Regions from separate parts of the Mus musculus genome. Here region 2 is linked to region 1. The links are chromatin loops, found by intact Hi-C in ENCODE. Cell type or tissue: left cerebral cortex. All regions are shown on one strand. Links, peaks and the distances in the headings refer to the core of each region. The heading gives the core; the rest is flanking DNA.

What was found. Peaks named below come from ENCODE experiments on the same cell type or tissue, not always from the same donor. Only the 100,000 strongest peaks of a DNase experiment are listed, where the experiment ranks them.
Region 2: a loop joins it to region 1, with 2.9 times the contacts of the local background. A loop is called at or near these places in 5 of 42 quality-filtered maps.

The regions. Positions count from the first base shown.
Region 1 is chr2:120,667,179-120,675,516 of GRCm38, reverse strand. Stard9 (START domain containing 9) reads right to left here. Exons shown (of 33, transcript NM_001370940.1): 7 at 7,402-7,514; 8 at 4,368-4,437; 9 at 1,842-1,914. Among named protein-coding and RNA genes, the nearest start is that of Stard9, 42 kb to the right of the region's middle. In left cerebral cortex, for the core only: a CTCF peak has its summit at 5,005 (motif pointing right); a DNase peak (open chromatin) is centred at 5,043.
Region 2 is chr2:120,537,095-120,545,432 of GRCm38, reverse strand. Zfp106 (zinc finger protein 106) reads left to right here. Exons shown (of 22, transcript NM_011743.3): 4 at 5,941-6,138. Among named protein-coding and RNA genes, the nearest start is that of Zfp106, 23 kb to the left of the region's middle. In left cerebral cortex, for the core only: a CTCF peak has its summit at 5,092 (motif pointing left); DNase peaks (open chromatin) are centred at 4,731 and 5,419; H3K27ac peaks cover 988 bases.

The DNA.
Region 1 (8,338 bases), core at 33-8,032:
TAGCCTTGTCAATATGTAATGTAAAAACTCTTTAAAATTTTATCCATGGTAGTCATACAATGGTGGAGCAAGCCTTTAATCCCAGCACTCAATAAGCAAGAGCAGAGGCAGGCAGATCTCTAAATTCAAGGCCAGCCTGGTCTACAGAGTGAGTTCCAGGACAGCCAGGGAACTGTCTCAAAATACCCAAACAAAAAATAACAAAACATTATTCATGGTCAAAGGTAGGTTTTAACTTGTTTTTCTTTAATTACTAGTGATGTTGAACATTTTTCTCAAGTACTTAACTGCTCACTCTCTCTATCACAGAATAGTATCAAGCTTGCAATTTTTCTGCCTCAGCTTCCCAAGTGCTAGAATTAAAGTCCAGCACCACAATGGGGTCGGTTTCCTTGAAACAAAATTTCATGTAGCCCAGGCTGACCTTGAATTTCTGAACTTCTTCCCTGTGCCTCTCAAGTCCTGAGATAATAAGCAAAGGCTACAATCTCATTATTTTGTTTTTCTGTTTTAATTGTTTAGATACAGACCTTAGCCCAGGCTGGCCTTGAATTTGGTTTTTGTTGTTTGTTTGTTTGTTTGTTTGTTTGTTTTGGGGGGCAGGGTTTCTCTGTATAGCCCTGGCTGTCCTGGACTAGCTTTGTAGACCAGGGCTCAAATTTACAGAGATCCACCTGTCTCTCCCTCCTAAATGCTGGATTAAAGGTGTGTGCCAACTTGCCCGGTGGCCTTGAACTTGTTATAGCCCAGACTGATTTTGAATTCCTGATCTTCCTGCTTGTACTTCCCAAGTACTTCCATGTTTTGATTCAATTAGACTTCTAGTCTCTGCTGACTGAACTTCATGTCAGCAGGGAAATGCATTAAAAGATCAGGATACTTCAGTATTCACTAGCCACAGTGCTCATTTGTGCTTCCTCTATAAATATGTACAGGCTCAGTCAAATCAGGACTATGTGAGTGATTTTGATCTATTTAGTCTTATTTTTTTAAAGATTTTTTTATTTTTAATTTGTGTGGAGGGGGTATGCTCACATTAGTGCTAGTGCCCAAGGAGGAAGCTGGACCCCCTGAAATTGCATGTGGTTGTGAGCTGTCTGACATGAACAATGGGAGCAGAGTTATTATTAAACCTACTACACCTGTATCACCTCTCAGAATTCCCTGTTAAGTCCCCAGTCTGGCAGTTCATGACTTAAATGAAAAGGATCCACATTGAAAGCTAAGGAAATCACCGATCTGCTTGTCCCTGGCTCCCGCAAGGTACTCATTATAACTAACCTCACAAAATCAAGTGAGCCACTCTGAAGGCTGCAATGGCTATTGCTAACCCTCAGGCCTTACCTTCTACAATGAACTTCCTCACTGGAGCATCCAGAGATGAGCTTGGGCATGGGAGAAGCCAAGTCAAGAATACCATATATCTGTGCTGTTTTTCCTCGCCATCCTGTACATCCTGGGTGTGTACTTTGCCGTATGCCTCTAGTCTCTCGGAATTCAGAAATAGTTTTCTCCTGTTTTACACTTGTCTTTGGAAGCTGCACCTGTCAATCTTCTCACTCCATCATATGGGAAGTGAAATTTATGCTTTCTTCATTTTAATATGTGCTTTCATTTCAACCTTGACTTTCATTTTAGACAAGCCCATACTGATCTAATAAGTGTGGAAATATTCTGAACTGTCCTGAGCAGAAGATAAGCAGAAGATATTAAAGAAGCCAATGGTATTAGAGAATGTGTAAGGATAAAGGGAGGAGGGAAACAAGGCAAAAGGTATGCGAGAAAGGAACCACAAGGCACAAGAAGAGAAAGAAACCCTCCAGTAGGGAGGAGCAACCAACCTGTGTGCAGTGGATAGTGAAGATGGCATGGGATCTGCTGCTGGCCTCGTGAACATGGGTGGCTGCTGTGATCCTGGAGACACAAGGCAAGACAGTTACTGCAAGGACCATGTAAGTCACCATGGTGGGACTGTGGTCAGTGAGATGGTTTAGTGAGTGAAGGTCCCCGCTGCCAGGCCTGACAATCTGAATTCAACCCCCAGCAACCACATGGCAGCTCACAACCATCTGTAACTCCAGCTCCAGGGAACTGACATCTACTTCTGGCTTCTGTGGGCATAGCACACACGTGGTACACATACATTCAGGCAAGACAATCATACATATAAAAATAAATTTCAAAAAAGTGGTCCAAAGAAGGCAGAAGCCAGCCCAGCATCGATGTAAAAAGCTAGGCATAGTGGCACAGGTCTGTGACCCCAATGCTGGGAGGTAGAGGCAGGAGGATCTCAGAGGGGCTTACTAAGCAGCTCTGGTCTAGCCAATCAGTGAGCTCCAAATTCAGTAAGAGACCCTGCCTCAAAAGTAAGGTGGGAGGCAATAGAGAAAGACACTTGACATTGAGTCTATATACACACACACACAAATACACAAAGAAGTAAATAACTATTTTAAAAAACCAACACCAGCACACATATAGAAAAAAACAAGTGTGCGTAGTAAGTACGCTGCAGAAGCCTCGCAGACAGCTAAGCTATAAAGCAGAGAATTCACCCAACAGTGTCAGAAAGCCTTTTGAATTTGGATCTTGAATTACACTGAAGCCATGTTTAAATGTGGAACTCACAGCGGATCTTAGAAATCCATTCCAGTGTTAAACCCTAAAGCTACCGAGTCTCTCCTTACCTAAATCTAGATCAATGATTCCTCTAGTTAAAACTATCTCAGACTATATTTCACTGACTTCTAAGGATTTAGAGGACAGAAAAGGCTAAAAGTCTATGAGGTGTTCCTATACTCAAGGATGCAGAGGGCTAAATGAACCTAACTCTTATATTTATCCCGTTTGTTCATTTGTTGGCACTTCGGATTAACCGAGGGCGCATGCTAGGCAGCCATGCTACCACTGAGTCACATTCCAGTTCCCGTTCCCTCACGTAGCCCAGGGTAGCCTCAAGTATGTGGCTGAGATGGGCTTTGAACTTCTTATTTCCATCTCTGAATGCTGGATTACAGCTGTGAATCATCACATCTGTTTTCCACAGTGCTGGACTCATACTGAACTACACACCAGCTCCTCACACTCCTTTTTATTTTTTCAAAAAAAATTTTTTTAGATTTAGATTTGTCTATTTTACATGTATGAATGCATGTATATATGTACCATATATATATGCAGAGGGCTAAATGTATATATGTATATATGTATATATAAATATATATATACATACATACTTAGTACCTGAAAAGATCAAAAGAGGTTTCATATGCTGCCCTGGAAGTGGAAGGTACAGACTGCTGTTAGCCTTCACTGGGTGCTGAAAATTGAACCTTGGTCCTTAAACATATTATGCAACCTAGGCAGGTCTCAAACTGAATCATCCTGCTTCAGCCTCTCCCACTGTTGGCATCACAGGCATGTATGTATCATCATGCCCACCTGCATCTTAACTCTTGTTGTTTTGTTTTTTAATTTTTGTTTTGTTTTTTTGAGAGCAGGACTCTATTATCATCATCTTCTTCTTCCTCTCCTCCTCCTCCTCCTCCTCCTCCTCCTCTTCCCCCTCCCCTGGAACTGAGTACTAAACCCAAGTGCTCTCCCACTGAGCTAGGTCCTCAACCTCCAAGGTGTCTCTGTATAGCCTTGGCTGCCCTGGAACTAGCTATGTAGACCAGGCTGACCTCAAACTCACAAAGGTCCACCTGGTATGTACCAACACAACCAGCTTGAATCATAACTCTTAATAATTCAAGAGCTCAGCTTATCCTGAAGACCAGGCAAAACTTTCTTCTAAGAAAGTTCCATGAAATTCTGGGACTAGAATGTTAAATTTAAGTTATTTCCTTTGTCTTTCAGCTAAAGGGCCTAGTAGTAACAGGATAAATAACAGGATAAACATCTCTTCCCAGGGAAAACAGCTTCCCTAGATGGCACTTATTAGTAATATTTTAAGTCCTCACAGTAGTTGAAAACATGAGATGCTATCACACTGCAGAGTAGTGTTAGGAGCATGTAAGTTAATCTCTTAGTTTCATGTGCCTATAACCTCACAAGTTTGGAAAACTACAAGAAAAAATGGTTTTATGAATCATTTTATCCTATATTCATTTTTGCCAAGCTGAGAAGACAGTTCTACCCAATATTATCATGTCCAGAACAAACTCTATTTCCTTTGTAGTGCGAAGAGCAGTAACTTAACCATGTTCTTGATCTGAGAAGACCTGGCTGTACACTGCAGAGAAGTGCAGAGAGATCACTACAAAGGTGGCCCCCGAACTCTCCTTTGGCCATGCTTTCCAAAGGACAGGAAAACACAGGATTGCAAAAGCAGGCTGCAGAAACACCCCACCCAACAAACGTCTTACCTGTTTGCTATCCCTGCCTCCAGGAGCTGGATAACCTGCTGATAGTTGGTAACAACATGCTGAGACAGACCTTGTGGAGGGAGAAAAGAAATCACATGAAACTTCTGGTAAACTAACTTTTCCTGTGGCTTCTGACATTCTTCTTACAACACTTACCTATTATTTCCTATATGAGTTTAAATGCAGGCCCACCATATTGCACATGTGCAGTCAGAGGACAATTACAGGAGTCATTTTTCTCCCTCCACAGGGAGGATCTAGGCATGGAACTTAGGTCATCAGGTTTGAGGGCAAAAGCCTCTAGACCCAATGAGCCATCTTTCCAGCTCTAATTATTTTTTAATTTTTAATTTACTTATCATTCTTATATCATATCACTTGATAAGCTAGAATGAGGAATCCTGACTAAGATTACTCAGGTAAAAATTAATAAATATGTATGGAAACCTCTCATCAAGTGACCGGCGTATTTCCACAAAGATTATAGTTTAGAATTCATGCAGTGGCCATGCTTACAACAACAACAAAAAACTCCTTACAGCTTTACTACAGAAGTTAGAAGAAATCTCATTCTCATATTATTGTTGGGCCTCACAAAATTCCTGATAGGAAAGTGGTATTTTACCCACAAGGTGGCAGACTCAGCTTAGCATACAAAATACATAGTAAATATGTTTCTCTTCTTTCACAGTTTACAACATAAAATTGCATGATATGACACATTATAGACAAACGCTACAGAAATAGAAATGTTGCTACAAACATGCCAAGCAAATCAGAGCAGTGGTCAGGGTGGGCTCTGTGGGTGAAGCAAGGCTACGACAAGCCACTACAGAATGAGAAGGCTTCAGACAGGTGGAAGTGAGCCTACTGACACAAAGAAAATCCTTATGGCAAAGCCACCTACAGCACTTACCAGTGCTAGAGAACCTCTGCTGAGCATCAGAGCCCCAGGGACAAGACAGTGCCATAGGTCTACTGCTAAATAAATGTATAGTAAAACCTGACAAACAGACCTGAATAGTGACTAAACTGCAGGTAGTAGCTGCAATCAATTTTCTGAGCAATTTTCCAGAAATCAAGGGACAAGGGTTACAGTTCACAGCAAACCCAAATTGCCCACCCCCTCAATTTTTGTTTGTTTTATTTTTTGAAATAGGGTCTCAACTCTAGCCCAGGATGCCCTTGGACTCAAGAAAATCCCTTTCCCCCAGCCTCCTGAGTGCAGAGATTATATATAATGCCTGCTTAGACATCAGTCCTTATAGAAAGAAACCCAAAGGACTACAAGACAAGAGGGAGTTGGGGTAGAAGTAAATAAGCCTTCCCAAAGTCTGCCACTGAGCTTCTCGTGCCTTCTACTGGGTCCTAACTTACTTCTTAGACCCTAGTGCTCAAAGGGACTTAGAAGAAGAAAGGAAGACCAATTCCTAAGAGCAGCTTTACAAATACTGACTGCCACAAAACTCACTAGCAATTCAAACATACATGTAAACCTGGGAATATAAATGAAAGATCCCCAAGGAAGATGAGGGCACTGGAATTACCAGGCAGATTTTAAAGCCATGCTGGCTGGTATTTTCAAGGACTTATCAGACAAGACAGCAAAATGCCAGTGGAAACTGGAAAGTCAAGTGGAGGTAGGCTGAGGTCTCCTGGCTGTGTCTGAAGAGGAGGGAGGGCAGAGAGAAACAGGAAGAAAAGGAGAGAGAGCGAGCAGCAGGGAATGGTTTGAAATGTGGAGTCTGAGCACTGATGTATCTATTTGACAGTATTGTTTTACATGGAAAATAAAATTAAAAGGGGCATTTTTATGAGTCCAGGCTGCCGGGGGGAAGAAACACTTGGTAGCAGAGTCAGAGAATGCCGCTGACCATCTATCAGCCATGCCTGTTCAGGAGAGTTCTTATGTCTCTCCTCATCAGGATTTAAGTTAGCAGACACTGTGAGGAATGAGTTACAGGCCCCAGACCTTAGCATAACTGACACCATGCTAGAAGTACAGAGGCACCGCTCGGACTAAGAGCCTAGCGTGTAGACCTTAACACCTGCCAAAACGAGAACAAAGGCCTAATCCACGCAAGTCCAGAGTTCCAAGAAAGTCACTAAACATACTATCCTTCTGTTTTGGCTTCTGGAGTTCCTCTTCTTGGCTGACTGTTCTTGCTAAGGTGTGTTAAACCAAGATGTGGAGGCTTTGTTTGTTTGTTTGTCTTTCTGTGCTTAAAAGCTCACCCTGACAGCTGGAGAGATGGTTCAGAGATTAAGAGCACTGGCTGCTCCTCTAGACATCCTGAGTTCAATTCCCAGCAACAATGTGACAGCTCACATACATGCAGACAGAGCACTACATACATAATAATTAAATCTTTGCTTAGTCAGCATCAATTGTTACCTGTCAGATCTGTCAGAAGAGCTTCTCTTGACCACACACAGAGGTTCAGTTGCCTACATGTCCCAGGAGTCTTTTTTTTTTTTTTTACAGTTTATTCTTTTTGGTTTTTTAATACACGATTTCTCTATGTAGATGTCCTAGAACTTACTCTGTAGACTGGCTGACCTCGAACTCACAGAAATCCACCTGCTAAGATTACAGGGGTCTTTCCTCCTCCTCCTCCTCCTCCTCCTCCTCTTCCTCTTTTTGGTGTTTTGAGACAAGGGTTTCTCTGTGTAACCCGGTTGTCTCCGCTCTCCTGGAACTTGCTCTATTGAGCAGATTGGCTTCACCTGCCTCTGCCTCCCAAGTGCTGGGACTAAAGGTTATATACCACCATGCCTGGCTTCAGGGGTCTTCTCAATAGCTGTATCTAGCTACTTTATAAACCTTTGTCACAACGTGCAATTGTTTGCCTCATGACACTTTCAGCAGAATTTAAGCTTGCCTGTGAAGCTTGCCATGTCATGTCAGCAATGTCCAGCACAGTAGCCAGCACACAGAAAACCTTCACTTCACATGCTGAGAAAGTTATCAAACATTAGGAGAACTTCCTAAACTTCAGGGGGCTCTCCAATTCCCACGATCACAGAAGCTCACCTTGGACGTAGGGTCCCATCTCTGGGTGCTCCCTGACCCTTAAGGTATAGGACTTATTTTGATTGGATTGTTTCAAAAGATCTCTCACCCGTTCGTTGTAGATTTCTAGGAAGCTAAAGACACAAAAAAAGGCATGGCCATTAGATTCTGTAGAAAAAGGAAAAATACTAAACTGAGAACCACAAGGTTTCCTGTTCTGGCTCTGATAACCTTAAGACTTCAACCAAGCCAGGGCATCAGTCATGAATGCTGGAAATAAAACAACCCTTTGCAAAAGCGGTATATGTGCTTGTGGTAATTTGAATGAGAAATGCTTACAGTCTCAGGCATTTAAATGCTTGGCCCCTAATTCACCAACTAGGCACTATTTGGGGGAGGTGAGGGAGGTTGTGGTGCTTTGAATGAGAATGGTTCCCATACACCACAGGCTCATAACTTAAACGCCTCATCTCAAGGTCCACTACTAAGCCAACAGAGGAAATTAAATGTGAAGGTCCCACCCTTGGCCTTGCTGTCAGCTGGACAACTCTAATCTGTTCTACACATCAAGACTGTGAACAAGATGTTATACTGTCTAGAGATCTATTTCATTTTTAACTAAACCAATAATGATTACATATAACAGGAAGGGAAGAGAGGAGGTGAGAAAGGAAGGAGAATACAAGGTTTAAAGAAAAACTAATAAAGTCAGGCAGTGGTGGTGCACACCTTGAATCCCAGTACTCAGGAGGCAGAAAGTGTGCTGATGTCTGTGAGTTTGAGGCTAGCCTGGTCTACAGAGTTAGTCCTATGACAGTCGGGATATGCAGAGAAACTGTCTCAGAAAAGAAAGAAAAAAAGGAAGGAAGGAAAGATGGTAGGAAGGAGGAAGAGAGGGGGGAAAAAAGAGGGCTAGAGAGATGCACTGACTGCTCTTCCAGAGGTCCTGAGTTCCATT
Region 2 (8,338 bases), core at 315-8,314, 130 kb after region 1:
TCTGCTAATGGTTTAAAGTTTTAAGATGTTTAAAAGAGGCTTAGACAGAATGTGGTATTTGTGTGTGTTCCATGTCCTTTTTTCTGTGTGTCTTCTTTACTAGTATAAAGATTGAAATGTAGATTAAAGGTAACATTGGTAAATTAAGAAATATGAATTATATTTTATTGTATGAATAATAGTTCAAAGTTTCTGTGAAGCTACTATCCTGTTGTTTGATGATACTAATGTGTTAACTCTATTGTAAGTTTATTGTCTGTAAATGTATGTGCTATTATTAGACTTTAACATCTCAGCATATAAATGGACTTCTTTCTTGCCTGGTTCCTGTAATGTGTAATGGTTGTGTTTCATGGCAACAAAAAGAAGTCTTCACTTCAAAAGACCAATGTGCTTATATATCTGTTTTTAGCTTTTCAATCTTTGATGAGCAAGCTGCAATCCATATAACCACAGAGGTTAGGCATAGAGGAAGGGACTAGGTGTGAGGGATGACTCTCCCTAAGAAGAGGAAATAGAAGAGATAGCTGTGGTGGGCAGGAGGGGGTGGTAATAGGGAAGAGGATGAGGAGAGGAAGTAAGGGAGGGACAGCTAAAACTGAGGTCCTGTTTGATCGATTTGAGCGGTCATATAGAAAAGCCTGATAGAGTAGAAGCTTCCTAAAATATATACAAATATAAAGGGATCTATACTATGTGGTCAGTTTCAGCACTTCCATGAGGTGCTGAAAAAGGGATGTATTCTTTGGTGTTGGGATAGAATGCTCTATACATATCTTAGGTCATTTGTTTTATTGTATCATTTACCTCCAGCATTTCTGTGGTTTTTGTCCAGACGACCTGTCTGTTGGCAAGAGTTGGGTATTCTCCAGCATTTCTGTGGTTTTTGTCCAGACGACCTGTCTGTTGGCAAGAGTTGGGTATTGACGTCACTCAGTATCATTGTATGAGAGTCAATTCTTTTATGAACATAGGTGTCTTTATGTTTGATGTATAGATGTCTAGAATTTAGAATTGCAGTATCTTGTTGGGCCAGGTATGGAGACACACACCTTTATTCCCAGCACTCAGGAAGCAGAGGCAGGAGGATCTCTGAGTTTAAGACCTGTCTGGTCTACATAGGGAGTTCCAGGACAGACTTGGCTACATAGAGAAACCCTGTCTCAAAGAGGGAAAAAAAGTCTGTTCACCTTTTTCCTCTTTAATAAAATCCCTTTCTGTCCTGTTATCTGGCCTACTCAAACTTAATATTCATTCACATCTTTAGATCTATGTAAACGCTTTGTTCCATCTTGAATAACTGAGCCTCATGCTGACTCTATGTTGCTCTATAGGTTCCTTTTCTCTTGTAAATAACATCTTGACCACCCTAACTCATTTTATTTAGAGATCCTCATATCGATAAAGGTTCCTTCATGTTATGTCCAGCCATAACAAGTTTTATATAATTTGCTAGCTCATAACAAATAAGTTGCATTAAAAATGAGACAATTTTTGAAGAACCCCATAAAGTCTCAAACATACTTCATTGACGTGTAGCCTTAATTTAAGGATAGTCATAACTAGTTTGTGCCTTAGAGACAACTCAATCCTTATCCCGTTCCCCTTAGCCTCAATAGGTGATCATTTCTTCTGGATTTCATACTTAATTACTGTGCTTATTGTTTACTTTTGAGTTATGATCTTGTAAATATAAAATAGTTCATTGATTTTTTGCCTTTTCATTTTTTGAGAAATGATTTCTCTGTGTAGCCCTGACTGTTCTGGAACTCACTCTGTAGACCAGGCTGGCTTTTAACTCACAGAGATCCACCTGCCTCTGCCTCCTGAGTCTTAGGATTAAAGGTGTGTACCACCATGCCTGGCTACGTAAGTTTTTATATTCCGTTTTAAAGGCAAACTTGACCATATTGGTAAGTTTTGTGTGGTTTCTAATATGGGCATAGGGAAGATGTGTGATATGAGCAGTTACTTCAGATAGATGCTATCAAAGACTCATGCCTTTATTTATCGAGCAGCTGTTGTAGTTTTAGTTAGAGCAGGCTTAATAAAGAAAGGCTTATGCATAGAGTATCTTAAGACTGCCTTTTGTACATGAGGGGAAATTGCGTGGTGACAGGATGGAGCTAATTTGGGCCCTTCAAACACCCTGAGGAAAATTATTGCCTTTATTAGTTATGACACAAAGGCAGTACATTTTATCCATAATTATATGTTTATACAAAGTATGTAAGCCAATTATTAATGAAAAATTCAAAAGAGGTATATTGATGGCTTGAACATATATTTTTCTTTCATAAATAAAGTCATAATAATCTATATTGAAAAAATTAAACATTGTACAAAAGTCCCAATAGAACTGGTGTGGCCACATCCAATGCTGTGTCTTATACAATAAGTAGAAACGTAGATGAAAACAATGTGATTTCTAACTAAAGACAGTTGGCTTGGATCTCAGCTGCAGTGTATGTGCGGTATTTGTCGTATAGTCTCTAGAGTCTTCTGGCGCTGCCCGTTGTGAGCAGATTCCTATTTATATTATAAACTTTCTGTGTTGCTGTGAGATATTTGCTTGCTATTACAAGAGAATGAGCTAGCATCAATTTAGATGTTTCAAAGAACTTTATTTAAAGAAATTTATTAGAAATGAGCTAGCATCAATTTAGTTGTTTCAAAGAACTTTATTCTTAAGAAGCTGTTTGTTTGTGACAGGGTCTCACTTCTGTAGTCCTGGCTGGCCTGGAACTCACTGAATAGACCAGGCTGACCTAAAACTCACAAAGATCCACCTGCCTCTACTTCCACATTCTTTTCTTTTCTTTTCTTTTCTTTTCTTTTCTTTTCTTTTCTTTTCTTTTCTCTTTTCTTTCCTTTTCTTTTCTCTTTTTCTTTTCTTTTCCTTTCTCTTCCTTCCTTCCTTCCTTCCTTCCTTCCTTCCTTCCTTCCTTCCTTCCTTCCTCTCTCTCTCTCTCTCTCTCTCTCTCTCTCTCTTTCTTTCTTTCTTTCTTTTTTTTTTTTTTTTTTTTTTCCAAGACAGGGTTTCGCTGTGTAGCCCTGGCTGTCCAGGAACTCACTCTGTAGACCAGGCTGTCCTCGAACTCAGAAACCCGCCTGCCTCTGCCTCCCAAGTGCTGGGATCAAAGGCGTGCGCCACCATTTCCCAGCTTCTACATTCCTTTAATCTTTAAACATATCTTTAAATATATAGACGTGGTTAGAAAATAATGCATTAAAATATTATAGGATAGTATGGAATTAGAACATTGATTTTTGGGTAACCCATTGATATTTTTAGGGAACCTGGTCAGAGTTCTTCATTTTAAAATTTTTAAATGAAAGCATTTGTGCTACAAAGTTTAAAAAAAAAAGTGTAAGATTTCTACATTTTTCCATTTTCAGAGACTCTTTCAAAATAAGAAACAGTATTGGGTGTGGGTGTGTGCCCAAAGTTGCTACTGCTTTTGCTCTTCCAAGCTCCCCCTCCCCCTTTCATTTTTGAGACAGGGTCTCCCTTTGTGGCCCTGGCTGGTCTACAACTTGGTATATAGATGGACTAGGCTGACTTTGAACCCACAGAGGTCTGCTTGTCAGTCCCTTAATAATGCTGTTTCTGTTTCCTTTATTGGGGGTTGGGTTACTTTTTGATTTTTGTTTTTCAAGACAGGGTTTCTTTGTGTAGCCCTGGAACTTGCTTTTTGAACCAGGCTGGCCTTGAACTCACAGAGATCCATTGGTCTCTGCCTCTGCCTCCCAAGTGCTGCAGGGTTAGGGTTAGTGACTGCAGCCACTGCCGTCTCCTCTTGCTTCTTCTACTTTTTAATTATATTTTTTATTAGATATTTTCTTTATTTACATTTCAATTGTTATCCCCTTCCCTAATTTCCTCTCCGAAAAATCCCCTATCCCCTCCACCCTCCCCTTGCTTCCCAACCCACCCACTCCTGCTTCCTGTCCCAGGCATTCCCCTATACTAGGGCCTAGAACCTTCACAGGACCAAGGGCCTCTCCTCCCATTGATGACCGACTAGGCCATCCTCTGCTACATATGCAGCTAGAGCCATGAGTCCCACCATGTGTTTTCTTTGGTTGGTGGTTTAGTCCCAGGGAACTCTGGGGGTACTGGTTAGTTCATATTGTTGTTCCTCCTGTTTGCTTCTACTTAGTGCAATGCTGCAGATCAAACCTATTGCCTTATGCCCTGCACTCCCAATGCTACCTACCATTTCCTGTCCAACTGCATTGCATTTTGTTCCCTGCGATTTATTTTTTTGTATGTTAGTGTATTTATGTAGTAAATGCATACCATGTGAGAACCAGTGTCCACAGAGGTCAGAAATGGGTGTCAGATCCCATGGCCCTCAGAAATTCTCTGAGACAAGGAAAAATGTTCTTAACTACTGAGCCATCTTTCTAGCCCTCATGATTGTATTTTAAGATGTATCAGGCATTGTTTGAGTTTTTATAGTTTGTAACTAAGTAACATAGTGTTTTGCTTGGCATTTAGTAATTGTTGGTAAAGTGTTTGTTTTGCTTTGCTTTAAATGGGCATTCAAGTGATTTGTAACAGAAAGTGTCTTCTAGTAAATGAAGTGCTCAGTTTCAAGGACTTCTGTTAATTCATGTCAATTCTGCTTATTTTGATTGAGTTTGGTTAAAACTGGGGGTTGGGGGAGGTGACTGAGTGTGTTTCATAGCATGTGTCTGGAGATTTATATAGGCAGACAGATGTAGATACCCACATTGGTGTGGGAATCACAGAAATATCACTACTATAAACCCATAGCACAAGCACTTAGACTAAGTTTGAATTATTGGACAGCCACAGTTGCACGCTTCTCATTATTGTTGCACAGACAGATGACGTAATCAGGGGATTGAAAGAACTTAGAAACAGTTAAATTATTGATCTGCTACATATTAAAGAGGATTTAAGATTTTGATTCTTAAAACTGGCCAAACACAGTTGGAAAAATAGATAGCTCAGCAGTTAAGAGCACTGACCGCTCTTCCAGAGGTCCTGAGTTCAATTCCCAGCAACCACATGGTGGCTCACAACCATCTGTAATGGGATCCAATGCCCTCTCCTGGTGTGTCTGAAGACAGCTGCAGTGTATGTGTATATATATAAAAGAAATCTTTAAAAGACTGGCCAAAGAGGAGATTTTGCTATTGAGTCAAGTAGAAGAAAAAGTAGACAGAAGCAAGCCAGTCATCACCAGTTTAGGTAAAAGCCAATTTTGTGTGTATCTGGACTGCATCATTTTCTGAAACTGGAGAGAAAACATTTGCCTAACAGCTGCTAACTTCCTACATTTGACATGGTTTCAATTCCCTTTAAATAAGCCTGCTGAAGCAGTGTGTCACATGTATCATCCAGACTAAGAACATTTGCTACTACTGTCTCTTGCCAGGGTCCGGACTCTTCACATTCCAGGCAGAGTGCCAGCTGTTTAATTTTTAGTTACCAAGCTGAGATTGGCTGTTCCCCCTCCTCTTTGCTCCACCCCCAACTTTCACTGGAAGAGCACTTTAGAGCTGGAGATTAAATGGATGTGCTGTCACCAGGCTTTCTGAGTGCAGCTGCCATCATGGGTGTGCCCCAGAGCAGCTTGTCTTTGCTCTGAGCCCCCTGCCCTGCCTCCCCTTTCACCATGTTTCCTTCGGCAAGATTTTAAGTACAGCAATTCAAGAAGATTTCTCCTAAAGCCTATTAATTTGAAGTGTTTTACCTCTTGATTGCTGGAAAAGAATCTTAAATTTATTCCAAAGTAATTTATAAGCAAATATACTAACAGTGGTGAGAGGAGCACCGACTTGATTCCCTCTAACCTTCCACTGTGGCCATCTGCATACAGAGTCTTTCAGAGGCAACTAGCAATCTGGTGAGTGTGCCATGCCAGTGGGGAGCATTGAATGTCCTTCATCTCCCTCTTTCCCTAGGGACATTAGTCATGAGTGCCGAGTGTGCCGGGTCACAGAAGTGGGTCTCTCTGCATATGCAAAGCACATTTCTGGCCAGTTGCACAAAGATAATGTTGATGCCCAGGAAAGAGAAGATGATGGAAAGGAAGAGGAAGAGGAAGAGTATTTTGATAAGGAACTTGTTCAGTTAATACAAGAAAGAAAAGAACAAAGTCGGTAAGTTGGTTTGTTTTTAGTTTTGCTTTTTGAGATAGAATTAGATGTAGACAACTTCTCTGTCCTGAGGATGAGCCTCTAGAGCTTTGTGCAGCAAAGAGTACACTCTACTAAGTAAGCCTAAGCTACACTCAGCCTTGTGATTTGACATTGAAAGATAAGTAAGCCTGACTTTAAGACCCTTAAAGCTTAATCTTATTTTAAATATTAAGTTTTGTTTGAGTTTGCTATCTGAGGACTAAGGACTATGAAGTGCTTTTTTGAACTGTTATATTATCTGTCTTTAAACTCAGTCTTGTTTTTAGTCCTGAAAACTATGGTCTTGGTTACTGTGTCTTGAACTGTTCTTATTATCCAATTTTTCTATGAGAAAGCCGTAGAGTATAAGTAAAATGAATAGACATTTCATCTTTTATCATTTGTATTATTATATTTTTTGTTGCCCAAATAATATCTCTTAGGGGAAAGGATGACCTCTTATAAATTAGCATGGTGCTTTTCTTAAATCTGAATTTTACCTTTGGCATCCTAACAACTATACAGTGCCTGGTTCACTCTAGATGTAATATTAATATTACATTATATTAAAACATTAATATTTTAAGTTTGACAATAGCAAGACTATTTGAACAATATATGTTCCCTAATTGTTTTTCCTAATTTTGTATATCTGTGTTTATGTATTTATGTGTTAGGCATTTATGGTTTTACTTACCTGATTTTATAGCCTGAAGTTTTTTGTTTGTTTGTTTTTAATTGAGCCAGGCAGTCATGTAGCCATAGCAAGTTTTCAGTTTGCTCATAGCGAAAGATGATTCTGAATTTCTGTGTCTGTCTCCCTAGGTGGTGGGATTATAGGTGTGTGCTACGACTTATTTATTAATGTGACAGAGAATAGGAGAGAACAATTAATGAAGTCCACAAGTGTTAAAGTCCTTCTATGTGATGAGGAAACTTCCAACTCTAAATTTTAATGATTCTTCTTGAATATTATTTATACATACTCTGACCTGCTTTTTGTTAGAGATTTAAATATAGGTAGGAAATATGTAGTTTTACCCTAGATATTAACATTTTAAAAGTAAGTCCTTGAAAAAGACTTTCTTAGTCTTAAGATGCCCATAGCACCATGATTGTTGACCCCTTGGGCTGTGCGGTCCTTCAGATACTATTCTCATGACCTCAGTGCAGCTGGTGGAGCCTGCGCTTCTGTTTTAGGAAGTTAAATGGGTAGGACACTAATTTTTGTTTCTTTCATACACAACAAAACTATTATAGCTAAGCTATGTAAATGATCAACCATTATCAAAGGCTATGATTAGACACTGATATGCTTATTCTTTGAGTCTTATATGCCCCTGTAATGACATAATTATATGAAATCACCCACTTACTTTTATTGATTGATTGACTGACTGCTGCAGGGTCTCTTTAGATAGTCAACTCACATTCTTCTTAGCCCTGTTGCAAGTACTGAGCTTACAGGCAAGTGTTACCATGCCAGAGAGATGAATTTTTAATTCTTTTTTTTTTTTTTTTTTTAAAGATTTATTTATTTATTATATGTAAGTACACTGTAGCTGTCTTCAGACACTCCAGAAGAGGGCGTCAGATCTTGTTACAGATGGTTGTGAGCCACCATGTGGTTGCTGGGATTTGAACTGCGGACCTTCGGAAGAGCAGTCGGGTGCTCTTATCCACTGAGCCATCTCACCAGCCCCGAATTTTTAATTCTATATTGTGAAAAAGGAGCTAATTTATGTCCAGAATACTACAGGCATAAGGCCATTTAAGAGCCATCAAGATGGTTCTGTGGGTAGAGGAAATGCAGCCAAGTACTCTGCTCTCTTTTTTTTTTTTTTTTTTAAAGATTTATTTATTTATTATATGTAAATACACTGTAGCTGTCTTCAGACACTCCAGAAGAGGGAGTCAGATCTTGTTACAGATGGTTGTGAGCCACCATGTGGTTGCTGGGATTTGAACTCTGGACCTTCGGAAGAGCAGTCGGGTGCTCTTACCCACTGAGCCATCTCACCAGCCCAGTACTCTGCTCTCTTGATTGCACACATACACTATGGCATGCACATGTGCACACACAATCAGTTTTCTTTTAAAGGCTAATTAATTAAGGTCAGTTTTTAAGATGGTAGTCAATGTGTTTTGTTTGTTGAAGCAGTGTCTTGCTATGAAACCTTGG